2 separate regions of the Homo sapiens genome follow, and region 2 is linked to region 1. Evidence: read pairs that join two places in POLR2A ChIA-PET (ENCODE). Cell type or tissue: CD4-positive, alpha-beta T cell. All regions are shown on one strand. Links, peaks and the distances in the headings refer to the core of each region. The heading gives the core; the rest is flanking DNA.

Region 1 (7,412 bases), core at 89-5,088:
GACATGCTGGCCTGAGGGACAGCCAGTGCACAGCCGCAAAGTGGAGGGTGCATGGCACGTTTGAGGTCATGTGGTCAGAGTGGACTGAGGAGGGCTGAGCGGAAGGATATGAGGTCAAAGAGGCACTAGAAAAGGGACGAGGTCACCTAAGGGTTTTATAGGCCATTGTAAGGACTTGAGTTTTGATCTTGGGAGAAGTAAAAGGCAGAGGAACTTGATGTCCGTATCCCCAGAGAGCAGGGGACCATCTCTGGGGTCAGATCACTACCTGTGTGATTTCTGGGATGTCACACCTCAGTGACATGCAAAGGCAAGCTGGAGTTCCTTATTGAGACAATGAAGACTTTCATTCTATATCCAGAAAATAAAGGCTTACACAACCAAAGATACTAGATTTTCCCCTGCTTTACTAGCAGGGAGAGAATGAAGAGGCTAGGGGGGTATTTGGCTTTGATAATCCAACCTGAAGGAGGTTTTTCTGATGGGAAAAAGAAGTCTAAAAGTTGGGACTGGAGATACATGCCAACTGACTCTGAGATTTCCCCATTTCTTCCTGTCAGAGCCACAGCCAGCCCACACTGTTGCCTTTTGCAAAGGAAAAGCCACCCCTTCCTCTGGGTGGAGGCAGCCACCTGCCAGGGCCCAGGAACTGGTTTTAGCCCCAACATGCAAACTTCAGCCAAGTGCCGTATGCAGGGCACCCCCTGCACTTCTGGACACGGCAGTCTCGTGGTCATGAGTGGTGATGCCACTTGAGGGTTGTGCTTCTCTTTGGCTCCTAAGGCTTTACTTTTAAACAAAGCTTTTGATTTTAAAATTGATCTTTTTATTTTTAAAAGTTTTGTTGATAGAAATCATTACATCACTGTATACAGTTGATGGGAGGAGGCTGGTCAGTTGTAAAAGGATTTTATGGTGGAACAAAACAGTCCTGCCTTCTAGACACTTTATGCTTACCACTTGTCCTGTGGTTATTGTCTAATGCAAACTACTATGGAAAGTTTTGTTTTTCTTTCTTTTCTTTTTTCTTTCTTTCTTTTTTTTTTTTTTTTTGAGACGGAGTCTTACTCTGTCACCCAGGCTGGAGTGTAGTGACGCGATCTCGGCTCACCGCAACCGCCTCCTCCCGGGTTCAAGCGATTCTCCTCCCTCAGCCTCCTGAGTAGCTGGGATTACAGGCGTGAGCCACCACACCCAGCCTGGAAAGTTTTGTTTTTTAAACTGCAGTGCAGTATGTGTCAGATGTTTGAAATATGCCTTACTGATTAAAAAAATGATTAAAATGAGAAATTACGCAGTGTAACTACAAAACAGGAACTGATTGATAGCAAACAGCAAAATTCAGAGCTGTTGCAGAAATAAGAAGTGACTTCAGGAAGTTCTGAGTCTAGAAGAGGTTAAAGGTGTTGAAATGGGAGGAAGTTTGGTGCTGGAGTAAAGGTCTGGGCAGAGTGCTGTGGGCACTCTGAGAGGAGAATCCTGACTTGTGTCTGGGAGGGAGTGTGGAAGGAAACAGTGCTTGAGCTGAGCCTGGCAGGATGAGTAGGCAGGGAATTGGGGGAAGGCACCCATGCCAGATAAACGGCCAAGCAGAGGCCTGGAGCCTCTCCCAGAAACGCCGTCACAGGGGAGTGTGATGAGCTCTCCTCATTTTTGAGTGGCCTTCAGAGCCATTTTCTATGAGCCATGCAGTAAAGGAACCTTATTGCCATATAATTGATTTTTTTTTTTTTTTTTGAGATACAGTCTCTTTCTGTCACCCAGGCTGGAGTGCAGTGGTGCAATCTTGGCTCACTGCAACCTCCACCTCCCGGGTTCAAGTGATCCTCCTGCCTCCTGAGTAGCTAGAATTACAGGCGTGCGCCACCATACCTGGCTAATTTTTTTGTGTGTGTGTATTTTTAGTAGAGATGGCGTTTCACCATGTTGGTCAGGCTGGTCTCAAATTTCTGACCTTGTGAGCCTCCTGCCTTGGCCTCCCAAAGTGCTGGGATTACAGGTGTGAGCCACCGTGCCCAGCCCATATAATTGATTTTTGACTAAAAATTGTACTTCATGGCTTTATTTACCCAACCTGCTTATTAGATATGGCCCACAGTGATTTTTGGCTGCTTGTAGAAATCAAATCCACTCCAAGAGGGATAAAGATCCACTGCCACCACAGATGATATTTTGAGCAGGGACAGTGTTTTTAAGATCTGTACCTTCCTGGAAGGGGCATTTGGATGTATGTGATGTTGTAGTTATGAAAAACTAGGTCACAGTTACTTTCTAAATTTATGTTTTATACATACCATATTAAAAATAAAATACATTAAAAATCCTACAAACATAGGAAGTTTTGCTGTTTCTTAGGGACACAGATGTGAGAGAGTCCCAAAGCAAAGGGATGTTACTGGTAACTGCGGGTCTGTGATACTAGCTTTCTGGTGCAGCCTCTCTCGCCTGTAGCTGGTGTTCTGGGTGTGTGTGGGTTTAGTTCTCTTTCTTGTGGCTTTCTGAGGATGCTGGGACTGTCATGCATTTCCTTGTCTCTGTTCTGAGAAGAAAATGACAAGGAATTAAAGTCTACATTGAGTATAGAAAAGTGACATTTTGGATATCAGAAAAGTGACATCTTGGCTGACAGAAAATGAAAGCTCACCTGTCTTAGGAGACTAAGGAAAAATACTACCATGATTTTTCTGTCCAGTAAAACAAAAATTTGGGGGTGTACAAGTTAAACCTAATGATAATAAACACCTCTTGACGGTGACAGTCTCCGTAATGATCAAATAGTTTTCCAAACCCTGTCCATGTCAAGTGATCTTTAAGGAACCAACCAGATTCCATATTGAAGTTTGTTGTAATTAAATTCAACCTGCATGATAGTGCTCATTAAGTTGTGTTTTTTTCATTGCAGATGTTGGTCAGGCGTCATTTAAATATTTTCAGTCAGCAGAGGAAGCAAAGCGTGCCATTGAGGCTGTGCTGTCAGCGGATCCTCGGTCTGTGTACCGCCGGAAGCTTTGCCAGGACCGCCTTTTCTACTTTACTGTAGACATAGCGCATGTCACTTGCTGGTTTGGTGATGGCTTTGCAGAGGTGCTGAGGATCAAGCCGGCTTCTGAGCCTGTTCATATGACTGGCCCTGTGGGGTCCTTGGTGTCTCTAGGGTCTTAAGGAGCCTCCCTCATGTCTTTAAGGTAGCATCATTGATCTTTGGATGTGGCTTTTGGATTTTCTGAACAAGCTAATGTTGTGTCGAGAAGCAACACTTTGTGATCTCATGGCTTTGATTGATTTGGGCTGTTCAAAATGTTTATTTGAAAAACGTATACATTAATAAACTTAACAAAGAGATATAAAATACAGAGAAATCACCAAATGCTTTTTGATCTGTTGATATTAAAGAATCAAAAGGTGATGCTGTCTCGATAATTTCTGAAAGAAGCTGTTCTTGGTGCACTTGATAAAATTAGACAAAGTTCATTCCAGCAGAGACTTTCTAGTTGAGGGGATCTATTCAGTAATTCATATTGGTTTTCCTGTCTGTCTGGAAAAGCCTGACCTTTCTATTTGATTCCAAATCAAACCTATATCAGGAAACTAACAAATAAAAAACAAGTAGAGATAGTTTTTGAGATTAAACTTATGTGTTTCAGAGACTTTGTGACATAGTCACACACACATATATATATGTATATATATTTAATACTGATTCTAAAATAGAGACTCTCTGAGATTTCTTTGGATGTCTTTGTATCAGAAAAGGAAATCACCCTCAGAAGTTCAAGAAAATTGTTACTGTTTTTTTGTTTTTGTTTTTGTTTTGAGATGGAGTCTTGCTCTTTCGCCCAGGCTGGAGTGCAGTGGCGTGATCTCGGCTCACTGCAATCTCTGCCTCCCAGGTTCGAGCAATTCTCCTGCCTCAGCCTCCTGAGTAGCTGGGATTACAGGCGTGCGCCACCATGCCTGGCTAATTTTTGTATTTTTAGTAGAGACCATGTTGGTCAGGCTGGTCTCGAATTCCTGACCTCGTGATCCACCCACCTCAGCCTCCCAAAGTGCTGGGATTACGGGTGTGAGCCACCGTGCCTGGCCTATAATTACTGTTTTTTAATATACTCACTTTGCAACTATTTATTGAGAACCTATGGGTTAGGTTTTGGTGATAAAATAAGATGACAAGATGTAGTTCTTGTTGCAATCATGGTTAATGGAAGAAGTAAGACATAAATAAATTATTGTATTATAGTTTTAGAAATACAGTAATTATACATGGATCCTCTGTAGTACCACATAGGAAACAGTTGTAAGAATGTATTGCCTATAGGTGATTTTAATGATGTGCTCCCAGATAACTGAGGATTTATGATCAACATAACCAAATTAGACACCTGTCAACATGATACATGCTTTCCTAATCATGATTGTAAATCTTAATAGCTGATCGAAATGAGCTGATTGAAATAGTCTTGAATAGTTTTGAAATGAGTTCTGCTGCCTGTGGATACTTGTGCAGAGTCATTTGTGGCTGATGACACTGTACTCCTAAACCAAACTGATTTGTAATTGCCTTTGATGTTACTTAGAACTTCTTGGGGAGGTATCTTTAATTTGATTTTTGGTTTTTGATTTTTTTTTTAGAGATGAGTCTCATGCTTTTGCCCAGGCTGGAGTGCAGTAGCCTGATCATAGCTCACTGCAGCCTTAACCTCCCAGGCTCAAGGGATCCTCCCACCTCACCTTCCTGAGTAGCTGGGTCTACAGGCTCATGCCACCATGCCCCACTATTTTTAAATTTTTTTGTAGAGACAAGGGTCTCGCCTCATTGCCCAGGCTGGTCTTGAACTCCTGGTACCAAGCAACCCTCCCTCCTCAGCCTCCCAAAGTGCTGGGATTACAGGCATGAGCCACTGTGCCTGGGCTAATTTGATTTTTTAAAGCTTTTTATTTTGAAATAATCAGAGGTTCACAGGAAATTGCAGAAATAGTAGAGGTCCTGTGTACCCTTCACCCAGCTTTTCATTTAACTTCTTCCAGTGGTTGGTTCCATCTTACATAACTATAGTAAACGTTAAAGGTAGGAAGTTGACACTGGTAGAGCCTACACTTTAGTTTGATTTTGTTGTTTTTTCTTTTGAAAAGTTATTTTGAAGCTTCATCAGGGCTTGAAGCACAAAATGTTTTGTTTAATATGTTAACAATGACTCTGGGGGATGGTAACCAACGGCCTTATAACAAGAGGACTATTAAATTGTTTGGGGTTTTATTATACAGTCTCAGGATTTTAGAGCTAAGAAGGATTTTAGGCTGGGCGCAGTGGCTCATGCCTGTAATCCCAGCACTCTGGGAGGCGGAGGCGGGTGGATCATTTGACGTCAGGAGTTCGTGATCAGCCTGGCCAACATGGTGAAACCCTACCTCTACTTAAAATACAAAAATTAGCTGGGTGGTAATGGCGCATGCCTGTAATCCCAGCTACTCGGGAGGCTAAGGCAGGAGAATCGCTTGAACCTGGGAGGCAGAGGTTGCAGTGAGCCGAGATCGTGCCACTGCACTCCAGCCTGGGCGACAGAGTGAGACCCTGTCTCAAAAAAAACCCACAAAAATAATAAAAAGGATGTTAAATATAATCTGGCTCAGTTTTCTGCCAGTTCCTGAGTCTCTTCAATGTTCCCACTATCTGGCCTTTCCAGGCCCTGCCTAAATGAGGTATATACCCCTGACCTGTGCAGCTTATTCTTTATGGGCAGTGCTCATTATTAAAACATTCTTCCTGAACGTGAGATCCACTCTGTCCTCCGACAGCTCTGCCCACTAGAGAGGCCACACAGGCTGGTTGCCCTCCCAAGTTAGCCTGTCATACCACCCCTTGGTCTTCCCTAGGCTGAGCACCCCCGTTTTCTTCAGCTGTTTCTCATAACATGATCTCAAGCCTCTTCTGAACCCCAGGCTTTCTTGAGTCTCCATATGAGCATTTGCCTCTGTGGGCACAACTTCAAGTGTCCTTTGTGAGGAAATGTGCATCTCTGGTTGGTGAACTTCCATCCCTCAGAGAGAAATAGAAGCACAAATTTGAAACAAGCTGTCTGTCTGTCTGTTTCTTTATGTCTTGGAAACTTTATTTATCCATCCAAGCTTTTTTTTTTTTTAGCCTTTGAGAGCAGGCAACCATCCAAGCTCATTCCACGAACCCAGAGAATTAAATATACCTGATTTGTAGCACAAAATAAATAAATGATAAAAGTTCCCTCAAACCTTCCATCAAGTGGTTTTAAAACTGTCATTGATTTTATGTCCGGAATTGAAGTTGTTTTGGTGCGTGCATGTACACACACGCATGTACACACACACACAAATACACACTAATCCTAAAAATGAGATGGAAATGAGCTACAAGAAAACTCAAAAGTGCCATAATTATGACTGTCAAAAATAGTGTTACAGCTCTAGGGTCGTTTTGTGTCCTATTTGTATCAAAATCACATTTGGTCCTTTATTAAGTGGGAGGTGAGTACATCAAGAGGAAGAGGTTGCTTGATTCTTGGTCCTTTAGATTTTTAAGACTCTTTGGCCAGAGTTTTGGAAAAGGGATTGTGTCAACAAGCAAAGTTGTGGTTTCAGGACTGCCTTAGAAACTTTTTCAAGAGAAGAAACAATTCTCTACTAGGCGTAAATGGCACCCACCTTAATTTTTAGCCTTTGCTTTTTGGTGCCTGTAGGGGGAGCCCTTGATAGCAGATTTTATTCCCATTTCACTGGCTTGGAGGAAAACACCAGGAGTTCAAGCTGTTTAGGTAATTTTGGCGTTTGGCCCACCTGCCCCAGCTTTAAAGAACAGTAACTTGTACAAGCAATGCTGACTGATGATTGTCAGTCACATGTGAGAAGAGATTAGAAAGATGAGTGGCATTTATTAATTTTTTCTTAAATTGTAAGCTTGGCTTCAGGGGTGGGATTGATTATTCCAGCATGTGGATCTGTGCACAACCAGGTGACTCATTAAGCCCATGAGCACACACGGACAAGGCATTGACTTTGTTTCTGTGTTTGTGACTTTTTTTCTTGGAGAGAAGAAAATGAAGTTGACGTGAATCAACCTCTTGTTGGTAGGGTTTTTAAAATGCTACAGTCCCAGAGAAAGCAAGAGAAGACTCAATAAAAATGAAAGCCTGCATCACTTACTGAACTTTTATCATGTCCTTGGAACTGGACTATGTGCTTTTCGTACATTGGGTGGAGGTTGAGTAACGTGCTCAAGCTGCTCGGCTGCACAGCTAGGATTCCAACCCACCAGTCTGGCCTGAGTCCTCTTCCTTCTCAGCCTGGCTCTACGCCTTAGCAAATCATGCTGGTTTATTGGAAGGTCAGCAGTTCCATATGATTCAGCACATGAGTCTTTGGCAGAATGAAGTCCATGGAAATCC
Region 2 (7,412 bases), core at 2,009-7,008, 200 kb before region 1:
TCCACCCTGCCCACTTCCTTCAGTGTTAACAACCTGGCTCCTGTGAGCATTTATATTCAATTCCTGATCAAGAAACATATTTTTAAAAATTCATCCATAATCCTGCATCCTGCCACTTCAGGCCAACCATTATTCACATTTTGAGATTTTTTTCCTGTATATGCATATGCTTTTAATGTAGCTTGAGTTATATTGTACATACAATTCTAATATATCCCCAATCTGGAGGTGAGGCATGGTGGTTCATTTTCTTGTGTGGTTTGTCACGTGTATTATCATCTTGTCTCCAGTAGCTATTTACCATAGATGTCCAATACACTGTGGATTGTGAGTGTGCCCCTTCAGAGCACTGTGACATGAGCATCTTCAGGAGATGCTAAGAGTTTCAGTAGCTCCAGACTCATTTTCATATTATTTTTCAGTTTTGAGTTTCCGTGAATTTGGACTCCAACCCTGCTTAATGCAAAACTGTTGTTTTATTTGTTTTGCTGGTGATTTTCTTTTCACCTGTGACCCTGGATGAATGACTAGATTCCTCTTCTTTTCCCTGGGCCCGGGGGTGGAGTTTTTCTGGTGCTAGTTGATGGATGGAGCAGCTCTTTGTGGATCTGACTTGATGCAGGTCACTCCTTTCCACTCTCAGCTGGAATGTGGCCAGGTACTCTGTGCTCCCCCTGGATGGCCAGGCCCCATTGTGGCTTTCGTCTGCATGCATGCACCTCTGGCTCCACTCCTTCCAGGTCACTTAGCTTCAGCTCCTGCCAGGTCACTCACACTGTGTTTCCTCTTTGGTTTTGGCATCAGTGAATTTACTTTGTTTGTTTGTTTTTTTGTTTGTTTGTTTGTTTTTTGAGACAGAGTCTCGATCTGTTGCCAAGGCTAGAGCACAGTGGCGTGATCTCAGCTCACTGCAACCTCCGCCTCCTGGGCTCAAGCAATTCTCCTGCCTCAGCCTCCCGAATTGCTGGGACTGCAGGTGCCCACTACCGTGCCTGGCTAATTTTTGTATTTTTAGTAGGGATCGGGTTTCACTATGTTGGCCAGGCTGGTCTCGAACTCCTGACGTCAAGTGATCCTGAAAATGCAGTCGGCGGGGCTCAGCCCCTCTGTCCTACAGAGCAGAGCCGGGGATGGGCAGGAAATGGGCCTGAGACACAAGGGCCCAGCCTGGCACCAGACCCAGAACCCCTGCGGGTGGAATAAGGAGCCTCAGTTGCTGGCTCCATGCCTTTCTCTGTGACCCGCAGGAGCTGTAGGGACTGAGCCAAGGCTTGGGATCAAGGCACCAATGGGGGGACATGAACCAGCCTTTGCCAGACTGGGAACAAAAAGATGGGGACCCTGCCAGGCCATGCTGCTGACAAGGCCACTGGTGTCCATTGCCCCTGCTGGGCATGGCCACTCCCTGCCTCTTCCTGCCTGCCATTGCCACCATAGCAGAGTCTAAAGAGTCCCCATGCTAACGTGGTCTGGGCAAGGTTGGACAGCATGCCTTCTTTCCCTGGTGGTGCATCCCATGAGAGGCATCCGTGGGAGGGTTGTTGGAAGTCATACTGAGTTTTCAGCAAAACAGCGCCCTCCTTTCATCTCCTCACTCTCCACAGGACCCAGAGGTGGATTCACACAGCAGCCCACACTCTGAGTGCAAAATCCCCCAGCCTTCCCTGACCGGGGCTTCATGGCTGTTCAGCTTCTTTCTCTTCCACAGTCCTTAGACCCTGCTCAGCTAGACTCTGTTAGGCCCTCACCCAGCCACCAGCTCTCTTCAAAGCCCAGCCCAGTTCAGCTGGGATCTTCACTTTGAACCAGTGGGACCCAAACCAGATGGCGTACTTCCTTATTTCATGACCATGATATTCTCTTGCTCTCTTTCTCTCTCTCTCTCTCCCCTTCCCTCTCTCTCTCTACCCCTTTCTGACCATATTGCATAATCAGCCTCATCTGCTTATACAAGAAGTTTTCTGGTGGCTGTTTTCCATACTGGTTGCCACTGTGCTGAGAGTTAGAACAAGGTATAGCGTCGTGAAGCTTCTTTTGTATTTTCTACTTTACAAAGTGGATCTATAAAAACTGCTTGGAGCATAACTTGGTTGGGAGGAGATATTTGCTCTCTTGGTTTCTCTGCAAAGGTCCTCTGTGTACTTACGTTGCTTCAACATGTGTTCATAAATCAAGAGTTTGAAATACATTTTATTTTCTTCATTTGATCATTCAGTAAATATATATTTGTGTCCAGGCTCATTGACCCATTGCAACCATAAAAATGTGGACTAATTCCCAGGCTAGCTTAAAGCTATAATCCATAGGCCTGTGTATGAGCTAGCCTCTGAACCTATCCATAGGCCTGTGGTATGAGCTAGCCTCTGAACCTATCCTCTGCCTGGAGCATTGGATAGGAAACACAGATTTAGAGAACTCATCTCCTGTTTGCTGCCAAACCACATGCTGTCCCCCTGAGAACACGGTATCACGGGAGCCTGCCCACCCCTCGTGACTGGCTGGGTGCTGGGTTCATTCTGCTATGTGGACTGTGCAGATGTTTGGGCTGAGGAAGGGAGCTGGCCTATGTTTAATTTTTTTTTTTTTTTTTTTTGAGACGGAGTCTCGCTCTGTTGCCAGGCTGGAGTGCAGTAGCACAATCTCGGCTCACTGCAACCTCTGCCTCCCGGGTTCAGGCGATTCTCCTGCCTTAGCCTCCCGAGTAGCCAGGACTACAGGTGCCCACCACCACACCTGGCTAATTTTTTATATCTTTAGTAGAGACAGGGTTTCACCATGTTGGCCAGGATGGTCTCCATCTCCTGACCTCGTGATCCATTCGCCTCAGCCTCCCAAAGTGCTGGAATTACAGGCGTGAGCCACCGTGCCCAGCTTTAGTGTTTTTTTAATTGTATAAATAATACATGAACAAATTGTCATTTTTTAAAATTTAAACAATGGTATAGTATGGAACTACATAAGGTACAAAGTGAGAGCCTCTCTTTTCCCTTACCCCCAATCCCATGCCTCTTGCCAAATATGACCACTACTAACAAACATTTTAATTGCACTTGCAAATATATAGATGTATACATATGTCCATATACAGGTTTTGTTTTATTATGTTTTACATAAATTTGGATTATCTTGCTTATATTATTCTGCAGCTTGTTCTTTTTCACCTGTTTTTTTTTTTTCTGGAGAACTTTCCCTGCCAGGACATATAGGTCTACTGCATTGTTTTTTGTTGTTGTTGTTTGTTTTTGGAGATGGAGTCTCGTTCTGTTGCCCAGGCTGGAGTGCAGTGGCATGATCTCGGCTCACTGCAACCTCCGCCTCCTGGGTTCAAGCAATTCTTTGCCCCAGCCTCCTGAGTAGCTGGGATTACAGGCGCCCGCCACACGCCCGGCTAATTTTTTTGTATTTTTAGTAGAGACAGGGTTTCACCATCTTGGCCAGGCTGGTCTTGAACTCCTGACCTCATGATCTGCCCGCCTCAGCCTCCCAAAGTGCTGGGATTGCAGGCGTGAGCCACCGCGCCCAGCCTACTGCATTGTTTTTGTTGTTATATTTTCTTCTTCTTTTTTTTTATGGTGATAAAATATACATAACATAAAATTTGCCATTTTAACCATTTTAAAGTATTCAATTCAGTGGTATGAATTATATTCACAATGTTGTATAGCCATCACCTGTGTCTACTTCCAAAACTTTTTCATTATCCCAAACAGAAACTCTGAAACCATCAAGCAATTACTCCCCATTTCCCCTCTCCCAGCCCTTGGTAACGTCGACTCTACTTTCTGTCTCTATAAATTTGCCTGGTCTAGATGTTTCACATAAGCGGAATGATAAATTATTTGTCCTTTTTTGTCTGGCTTAATTCACTGGGGATGATGTCTTCGAGGTTCATCCATGTTTAGCATGCATCAGCACACTGCATTCTTTGTAATCGCTATAAATTATTTCATTGTACGAATGTAGGACAATTTATATAATGAACCGATATACATATCCCATATTGAAAATTGTGCCAAATATGTCATGGTTAACAACTGTCTGAGGCTGGTGCACAGGGGAATAAAATAATTTACCAAAACAGCATTGAGTTTAGAAAGGCAGATTTATTTAGAGAAAAGGGGGAGATACATTGAAAGGGAGCAATGGGTGAGACAGCAGAAAGAAGACTGTCTGCAAAGAGGCAGGAGCTGGAGGTGGAGTTTTCTAAGGTTGTGCTGCTTGAGCTGAATGCTTGCAGACAGGATGCCTGGGTGCAGGTGGACTGTGAGTTGAGTGCTTGTAACAGGATGCTTGAGTGCTAGTGAGCTGTTTGTGGTTGACCCTATTTCTCAGAACGTTCGCTCCCCACTGCTGTTGTTTCTGTTTCTGCTAGTGACGCCCATTTTTCAATGTTTTTTTCTTTTCTTTTTTTTTTTTTTTTTTGAGTCAAAGTCTTGCATTGTCGCCCAGGCTGGGGTGCAGCGGCCTGATCTCAGCTCACTGCAAGCTCCACCTCCCGGGCTCAAGTGATTCTCAAGCCTCAGCCTCCCAAGTAGCTGGGATTACAGACACCTACCACTACACTTGCCCAATTCTATTCTCTATGTGTAGAAGCTATATACTGAGAATCTTGGTACACAAATCTTCATGCACATGTGAAAGCATTTTCTAGGATATAAGTAAAGTAAGAGGAATTGCTGCATGAAAGAATAAATGTATTTAAAACTTTGAGGCCAGGTGCAGTGGCTCATGCCTGTAATCCAGCACTTTGGGGGACCAAGGCAGGCAGATCACCTGAGGTCAGGAGTTCAAGACCCAGCCTGGCCAACAGTGACTCCCTGTCTCTGCTAAAAATACAAAAATTAGCCAGGCATGGTGATGGCCACCTGCAGTCCCAGCTACACGGCTGAGGCAGGAGAATCGCTTGTACCCGGGAAGCGGAGGTTGCAGTGAGCCGAGATCTTGCCATTGCACTCCAGCCTAGGCGACAAGAGCAAAACTTCGTCTGAAAAAAAAAAAAAAATTGATAGCTATTGTCGTATTGTCCTCTAAAAGCGAAGTACCAATAGACCCTACCACCCACAGTTTATATAAATGCCCTACTTCACATACCCTTACAGACTGTATTTCAGTCTCTTAAAAGTCTTCCAATCTAATGATCAAAAACTATTTTCTGGGCTGGGCATGGTGTCTCATGCCTGTAATCTCAGCATTTTGGGAGGCTGAGGCAGGTGGATCACCTGAGGTCAGAAGTTCAAGACCAGCCTGACCAACATGGTGAAACTCCGTCTCTACTAAAAATACAAAATTACCTATGTGTGGTGGTGCGTGCTTGTAATCCCAGCTACTCAGGAGGCTGAGGCAGGAGAATCGCTTGAACCTGGGAGGCAGTGGTTGCTGTGAGCCAAGATCGCACCACTGCACTCAGCCTGGACAAGAGTGAAACTCCTTCTCAAAAAATAAAAATAAATAAATAAATAAATAAAAATTGTTTTGTATTTCATCTAATTGATTTATTCTTTGGGCTTTATGTACAGTGTTTTAGTTTAACTGGACCTTCTCTTTTGTTTGTTTTCCTTAACCTTTCATTGTGGAAAATCTCATATTATTTTAATTATTTTTACTTTTATATTTTTAGTACAAAAAATACAAAAATTTGTTCTAAAATGCCACTGTTACACCACACATACACATACATACATTTCCATATATAATTTGAGTTCTTTTAAAAGCTCTTTATTTTGTACTTTTGACCTCTTATCTATGCTTGAGCCACATGGTTTTAGATCCTGTAGATTTATTGTTTTGTTATCAGATAAGGCAGATAAGGCAGATAACCTCTTATCAGTTTTCTCTTTATTGATTTTTTTAAAGCAATTTTGGCTTTTCTTATGCTTATTCTCTCTCCTAATGATTTAATAATTTTTAATCAGCATGTTAAGATTTTGATTAGAATTTCATCAAATTTATAGACTAATTTAGAGACAAATAGTGACTTTATAGTAATCAACCCTCCCAGTCACGAATATGGTTTTGTATTAGGTATATTTCCACATATTTTGCTATTTTTTCTCCCATTTTCAAAAGGATCTTTATTTCTCCGTGCATTTTACGATCGGTGATGGGCTGGTGCTTAGGAAAGCTTTGGTTTTTATAAGTTGATCTTGTGTCTGACTGGCCACTTTACTGAACTCACATTTCAGACGTTATGATTTTTTTCATGTTGATTATTCTGGATTTCCTGGTTGGCAGACATGTCATCTGCAACTGGTTTTTCTGTTTTTAGGCTAATGCAGAGTCAAGTAAAACCTGGCTGAAGGGGAAATTCACTGAACTCAGATTACTACTTGACGAAGAGGAAGCGCTGGCCAAGAAATTCATTGATAAAAACACGCAGCTTACCCTCCAGGTGTACAGGGAACAAGCTGACTCTTGCAGAGAGCAACTTGACATCATGAATGATCTCTCCAACAGGGTCTGGAGTATCAGCCAGGAGCCCGATCCTGTCCAGAGGCTTCAGGTAATGCTGGGGTCACTGCTCTTACTGCTGCCACCTGCCACCCACACTTCATCTCAAGTATTGTGGCATTGAGCACAGTATTGACACACTAAGCAAGTACATGGACTATTGTCTTGTCACCATGTAGACTGTCTTGCCCCCACACAGGTGGTCAAGAGAATATACATTGTTAGGAAGATAATACACCTCTTGGGCTAATTAAATAATATTAACAGCCACCAATTTCAAAGGCCCCTGTGTCCTGAGCACTGTGTAGTTTAGCACTAATATTCACCAGAACTCTGCAAAGTGGGCTCACCCCATTTTATAAACAAGAAATTGAGGCTCAGTGAAGTGACTCACCTGGTCTCACACAGCAGGTAGGTAGCAGAGCTGGTATCAGGTCTGGCTGTCTGTCTAGGTCTGTCTGACTCTAAACCCACAAGGGACCCTGCCTGGCCCTCTGACTGTACAGTCTTTTTTTTTTTTTTTTTTTTTTGAGATGGAGTTTCTCTCTTGTTGCCCAGGCCGGAGTACAGTGGTGCGATCTCAGCTCACCACAACCTCTGCCTCCTGGGTTCAAGCAGTTCTCCTGGCTCAGCCTCCTGAGTAGCTGGGATTACAGGCATGTGCCACCATGCGTGGCTAATTTTGTATTTTTAGTAGAGACAGGGTTTCTCCACGTTGGTCAGGCTGGTCTTGAACTCCTGACCTCAGGTGATCCGCCCACCTCAGCCTCCCAAAGTGCTGGGATTATAGGTGTGAGCCACCGCAATCAGCCTGCCTTTATAGTCTTAAATTGAGACACCCCACCTGAAAAGGCAGGTGTCCTTGCAGCTACTGAGCACATTTCAAAGGCTGAGTCACAGCTGGCTCAATGGTACTCCTTGGCCACTGGGCTTTGTTGAGGAAGAGTCTAAGAAATAGCCCCTGT

The links. ChIA-PET counts read pairs that join two places held together with the same protein. Peaks named below come from ENCODE experiments on the same cell type or tissue, not always from the same donor. Only the 100,000 strongest peaks of a DNase experiment are listed, where the experiment ranks them.
Region 2: POLR2A ChIA-PET joins it to region 1 with 5 read pairs; 8 of 35 experiments call an interaction of 5 or more read pairs at or near these places.

The regions. Positions count from the first base shown.
Region 1 is chr9:97,900,483-97,907,894 of GRCh38, reverse strand. It overlaps TRMO (tRNA methyltransferase O), which reads left to right. Exons shown (of 5, transcript NM_016481.5): 5 at 2,903-3,406. The coding sequence ends at 3,162. Among named protein-coding and RNA genes, the nearest start is that of TRMO, 18 kb to the left of the region's middle. In CD4-positive, alpha-beta T cell, for the core only: no CTCF peak of the experiment used is centred there; DNase peaks (open chromatin) are centred at 664, 1,174, 2,474 and 2,994; H3K4me3 peaks cover 3,103 bases; H3K27ac peaks cover 5,000 bases.
Region 2 is chr9:98,099,018-98,106,429 of GRCh38, reverse strand. TRIM14 (tripartite motif containing 14) reads left to right here. Exons shown (of 6, transcript NM_014788.4): 3 at 6,266-6,499. Among named protein-coding and RNA genes, the nearest start is that of TRIM14, 16 kb to the left of the region's middle. RefSeq lists enhancers at 4,355-4,474, 4,735-4,784. In CD4-positive, alpha-beta T cell, for the core only: no CTCF peak of the experiment used is centred there; DNase peaks (open chromatin) are centred at 4,339, 6,389 and 6,889; H3K4me3 peaks cover 1,139 bases; H3K27ac peaks cover 4,736 bases.